Linked DNA regions of Homo sapiens: region 1 is linked to region 2. A link is a loop called in an ENCODE intact Hi-C map of the cell type or tissue named here. Cell type or tissue: sigmoid colon. All regions are shown on one strand. Each heading gives the region's core, and the rest is flanking DNA. Links, peaks and the distances in the headings are about the cores only. Region 1 overlaps NAV1 (neuron navigator 1). Region 2 overlaps NAV1 (neuron navigator 1).

Region 1 (2,816 bases), core at 121-2,620, 100 kb after region 2:
GTTGCCATGAACATGAGTGTACAAATATCTCTTTGAGATTCTGCTTGCAAATTCTTTTGGGTGTCTACTGAGACGTGGAATTGCTGAATCATATGGCAATTCTATTTTTAATATTTTGAAGAACTGTCATACTGCTTTCTATAGCTGTTGCACCAATTTACATTCCTATCAATATTGCACACAGATTCTGTTCCAATTTCTCCATATCATCGCCAATGCTTGTTACTTTCTGTGCTTTTGATAGCAGCCATCCTATTGGGTGTGAGGTAGTATCTCCTTTTGGTTTTGATTTGCATTTCTTAATAACTAGTGATGTTAAGCATCTTTTCATATGCTTGTGGTCCATTTATATATATTCTTTGAAGAAATGTCTATTCAAGTCATTTTCCCATTTAAAAAATCAGTTTTTTTTGTCATTGTTAAATTGTAGAAGTTTTTTATATTTTCCACATACTAGACCCTTATCAGATATAAGATTTGCAAATTTTTTTTCCTAATCTGTGGGTTGTCTTTTCACTTTCTCAATATTTTCCTTTGAGGCACAAATGTTTTTAATTTTGTTGAAGTCCGATTTGTCTATTTGTGTGTGTGTGTGTGTCTGTGAATGAAGAGCTTCTCAGAGCCTTTCCTATGTTCATGTAGATCAAGATTCCAAAAGACAGATGATCTTACTGCATTTCCACAACTTAGCTGACCACAGAAACCTAGTTCTGTGCCTCCCCCATCATCGTATTCTCACAGAATAATTTGCAAGTCACAGAACACACTCTGAAATGTTCTGCTTTAAGGGTTTTCAGTACTCCATGAAAAACCCTTCAGCAGAAGATGAGTCATCACACGTTCAGAACCCTAAAACCAGAATAGATCCAGCCCAGTGCCTGACTTCAGGGATGAGGGCCCAATGACCTGCCCAAAGCTTGGGAGACTGGGGAGAAGATCAGGCCCCTGCGAAAACTACCCGAATGGGGAACTCAAGACAGGAAGCATTTGTCTTATTAGTTGTGCATGGGGTTGGGGCTGGGTGGGAGGACCTTGGTCAGTTGCTTCCAGAGTGAGGATTTCAGGCCCATCCTTCACTCATGTGAGCCTTTGGTTTGGAAAGGCAGGGGCCCTTCTCCTCTCCCGTGGGATGCCAGGACTTGGGCTGCCTGCCAGTTGGTCAAGAGCTTCCTTGATTCCCTGCTTTGCTGTCTGCTCCGGACTCTCCCCAAACCCCTTTCTCTGGATGACTCAGGGGCAGATGAGTGAACTGAGTGAAAGAGCCAGAATCCAGGCCTTGGTGGAGCATCTGGACTGGCCCAGCCTGTCAGCAGGGCTGATGGGCTAAGCTCTGGGCGGTTTCTTATGGATTCAGAGGAGATTCTAGAAACAGACTGAGGAGGGCTTTCATAAGGCTGCCGTGGGCTCTGCTGGACACAGGCACATCACAAGCTGGAACCAGCTGCTGAGATAGCAGCTGTATTCCATCTCCAGGATTTGGTTTACCAAGATGAAAACAAGATCCAATGCCTGACAATTATACAACTTTTTCTTTGAGAGTCTGCACACACATCTCAGGCAATCTCAGTCACATGGGAGACCAGAGGGGCAAAAAAATTATTTCTCATTCACTCCTTCCTAACACATTATGACTCTGGAGAATCTAAGTGGTTAGAATCCAGATTCTTTGTTTTTATAGCTGCATATAGAGTAGGTTACATTTCCCCCTCTATATGCAGCTCTGTCTTGTAAGGAACCATTAGATGGGCAGTCCCTAAAAACATGGTATCATGAAAAAGAGCAATGGTTTTACAGTCTCATAAATGTGGGTTTGAATCTAGAGTCCTCCAGGTACTGGATGATTGACCTTGGACCACTTCTTTCACATCTCTGAACTTGATATTGTTCTTACACTTAAAGTGGAAATAACAACACATGTGAAAGATCTGGCACATATCAGTGGTTCCATAAATGCTAGTGTCCTTCCCAAATTGCATTGTACAGAAAAATCATCACAGGTGATGGAATTTCTCAATTGGAAAGGATCTTGGAGATGATCCAGTTGGATTCTTTAATTTTTCAGAGGACGAAGTTGGAGTACAGAGAGAGTAAGTGACTTGCTGAAGGACACGCTGCAAAGTGAGATTGCTACATTCTACTCAATCCAAGTTTCCCTGGGAAGCTGAAGGTCCTGACTGGCTCCTCTCCCCCAGGCACCAGCACTGCTCTTCTTAAGCTATTTACATGCTTTATCTTGAGGCTTGAGTTTTGACCAGTGGAAGCACTATTGGCCATGAGAATAGAAGACCGGAGGTTTACACAGTTACTCCAGGGAGCTGGCAACTTCAACAGCTCCTTATTTATTTCCATGGCTTCCTTGGGAAGAAAGGAGAAAGAGGATTTCAAAGGCTCAAAAAAGGTCAATTGTTTGCCCAAGGACACCCAGCAAGCTTGTAACAGAACCATTCCAGGGCCCCAAGTGCCACCCTCTGTCCCAGAGCCATTCCTACCAGCTTCAGCTGCCTCCTTCACCCACTCAGAGATTCCTATCTCCAGCAGGGAAGGAGTTAATGCCAACCTCTGTTGGCCTCTGCAGGTGCTGCTCTTGAGAAAGAGCCCCTTAGCAGAGTCTACAGATAATGGGAGCGGGAGAGATAACGAGCTTTTTGTCTTAATTGCAGATGGGAAAAAGGGTTGGCTTGTTGGAGGGCTTGGACAATTAACACAGCTGGGGTACAGGGCCTGATGAGCCCTGGATGGGGCCTTGCCCCTGCTGTCTCCTCTCCGACAAGCACAGCGATCAGGGCTATTATACCAACACGGGCGAGCCTGACGCA
Region 2 (2,816 bases), core at 262-2,761:
TAACCTAGGTCCCAGCCTCTGCTGCTGCCCTAACCAACCTCCTTTTCAATAGAGACAGAATTTATCAAAGTGAGAGCCAATTTCATTCTATCATATCAGGGACAGGGAAGAGAGATAAAAGGACATTTGACTCCCTGCTGTCAGCCAGAGACGCTAATGAATCCTTTGCTTCCGAAGACGATTATCGGACAGAATAATTCATCGCTAGAGATTAATTGGACTAATTACGTTGGCTCTCAGAATCCCTGAATAATTATTTTCGATGGGGGCGGGTGTCAGTGATAACTGTGTGATATCTGAGCCTCTTCCCTTGAATGAAAAGCCCGCAAAAAGGGATTCCTGGTTTTGAACAGTGGGCAGGATGTAAATATCATGGATGGCTAAGTTTCAGCTCTGATCAGGTTATGTGGTGCCCATATTTTGTGTGTAAAACCTTTATTCAGAGAAATATTATCATTTCTAATATCCCAGATCATCTTCTTCACTCTTTCATTCAACAGATTCTTCAAAACATCCCATTTTCCCCAGGAAGTTCTCCTTGATTCCATGGGAGTAGGGAGACCACAAGCTGTGCAGATTCACGTCCCTCCTGGGAAGAGGTTTACCTGGTCCATAAGCACTAACCTGCCATGGTCTACTCTGCTCCAGTGCCACCCTCCCTAACCACCCTCACCCCACCAAGGAGCCCAGGGTCCAAGGCCTGGCACACAGGGAGAGCCAGGAAGGACCTGCTCTCATCAGAACAGTTGACGGCACCCCTGCCATCTCTTCCTCTTTAAATGAAGAGCCGACAACCTTGCTACGTGAGTAATACAAAGGCTGAGTGCACAGCCAAAGAATTTAGTGTTTAAATAAAACTTACAACCAAGTTCATCTGACACATGTAATCATCTGCATTGTCACTTTCATGTTATGTGGCAATTAGAAATCAAATGGCTGGGCAGTCATTCCTCGTTAATTACATACAGCAGAATCAGGCGTGTTTGGGATGACACTGCTGGAGGTGGTTGGAGGGAAAATGAGAACCTTTGATTCCCCATCTTCCCCCATCTGAGGGAGGGCCTTGGAGAAACTTGCCCGCCCTCAGATGTTCATACTCTCCCATCAGTTCCCAGGCCACAAATGCCAGGCTTCAGGAAAGGGTGGGGCACCATGTTCACTAGTTTTAGGGCCCTAGTTGACTCCGAACCAATATCCAGGGTAGGTGGGTGGTAGCTTTAAAATCAGACAGATTTGGGTTGGCGTCTTGGCTCTACCATGAAATATGCAAACTTAACTAAGAGTCTTTATGTTCAAAAGTCTCATTTTTTTTCCACCTGTAGAACAGAGATAATTATGTATATTCTAAGGGCTATTAGGAAGATTAAAGTAGATAACGTATGTTAAGTGCTAGCACAGTGCCTAGTATCTGGCAGGCACTCATATCATAGTTGTTATTGTTGGTATTATTATCATAAGTGGGAAACCCCATCCATCCTGGTCCCTTTTGGTTACGAACCTAGGGGTCTCCAGAGGGGCCTCAGCTTTAAGCTCTTACCAATCCTCCCATTGAAGGAAAGGAGGTGGGAGGCTGGATACACAATAGATGTATCCTTGGTTGAGTGGTAATATGATTTAAGAGAGAACATATCCTGTGCCACCTTCCAGCCACTTCCCCCTGGGGGAAAAAAAAAGCAACCTATAAAACACTCCTATAGCTGCCTAGATGCAATCAGTGAAATATATTTGGATTCGGTGGTAAAATCCTTAGAGGGAGAGCCACTAGTTAGTCACTCCATGTTGTAATTTATATAATACTGTATATATTGGCAAAGGAGACCTTCCTAAATACCGTATGCTTATAAAGACTTCTGAAGGGAGAAAGGAAAAAGCATTTAAGATGAAGCTGGCAAGGAGCTGAAAGGTTTCTGTTAATGGGTAACTGTGAGTAACTATGCATAATTGCAAAATACCTTTCACACCAGGAAGGAGCTTCTGAATTGAGTGACAAAGCAGCTGCTGCTCGAGGTTTTTGCAATGGCAGCAAAAGTGAGCCTCCTCCTGTCATCTGTCCTTCCTGCTGTGGACAGTGGGGGAAGGTGAGTGCAGTCTGAGGCTGGTAGGAGAGGTAGGCTGCAGGGGTTGGGCTATTTTCCAGAAAGAAAAGGATAGATTGCTGCCCGGAAGCCAATTTAAGGGCTCTTTAGGAGGCAAAGGTGGCAAGATAACTAGCAAGAGAAAACCTGCCTACAGAAACTATGGAAATAAGCAAATGGGTTGGAGTGGGGGATAGGAGATAGATGCAAATCAATGCAATCTTGAAACAAGATCACAAGATTTTCAGTTCAGCATAAAGAAATGTGGTCAGGAAATGTCTGGGACACACTAGAGACAAAGTATCTACCAGTGCAGTTAACAACTGGGCATCCAAATGCCTAGAGTCAGGGGCTTGCTCCCCACCTATTCAAAGTGGGATGACAAGTCTGAATTTCTGAAGCAATTTGTCCTATAGTTTAATCAGACTGCTGTCCAAACACCTTGACTAAAGAAATGGGTGTTTTGATGGGGACCTGGGGAAGGTGTGAGAGATAATGTTAGAGCATGGTACCCTGGGGGAGGGCTGGTCTGGATGGAATACTGAGGGGGCAGGGATGAAGGCAGCAAGAGGGCAGCTTGAGGGGAGTGAGTATGGGGGATTGAGAGGAGGGGCAGATGCAGTTGGGGGAGGAGTGAAGGTGCTAAAGATGGGTGCCTGGATTTCTCTGAGGACCAACATGACTCCCTTCCATCTAGAAGGGCCAGGCAGCTGTCCCTCGGTGCTTATTAGGTGTGCATCT

The links. Hi-C counts contacts between places; a loop is a spot of excess contacts. Peaks named below come from ENCODE experiments on the same cell type or tissue, not always from the same donor. Only the 100,000 strongest peaks of a DNase experiment are listed, where the experiment ranks them.
Region 1: a loop joins it to region 2, with 2.3 times the contacts of the local background. A loop is called at or near these places in 3 of 110 quality-filtered maps.

The regions. Positions count from the first base shown.
Region 1 is chr1:201,583,218-201,586,033 of GRCh38, reverse strand. The region is part of intron 1 of NAV1 (neuron navigator 1); the gene reads right to left. Among named protein-coding and RNA genes, the nearest start is that of NAV1, 45 kb to the right of the region's middle. In sigmoid colon, for the core only: no CTCF peak of the experiment used is centred there; DNase peaks (open chromatin) are centred at 1,293 and 2,200; H3K27ac peaks cover 864 bases.
Region 2 is chr1:201,686,098-201,688,913 of GRCh38, reverse strand. All of the region lies in intron 5 of NAV1 (neuron navigator 1), which reads right to left. It overlaps IPO9-AS1 (IPO9 antisense RNA 1), which reads left to right. Exons shown (of 3, transcript NR_046696.1): 3 at 501-658. Among named protein-coding and RNA genes, the nearest start is that of MIR5191, 32 kb to the left of the region's middle. In sigmoid colon, for the core only: no CTCF peak of the experiment used is centred there; no DNase peak of the experiment used is centred there; H3K27ac peaks cover 571 bases.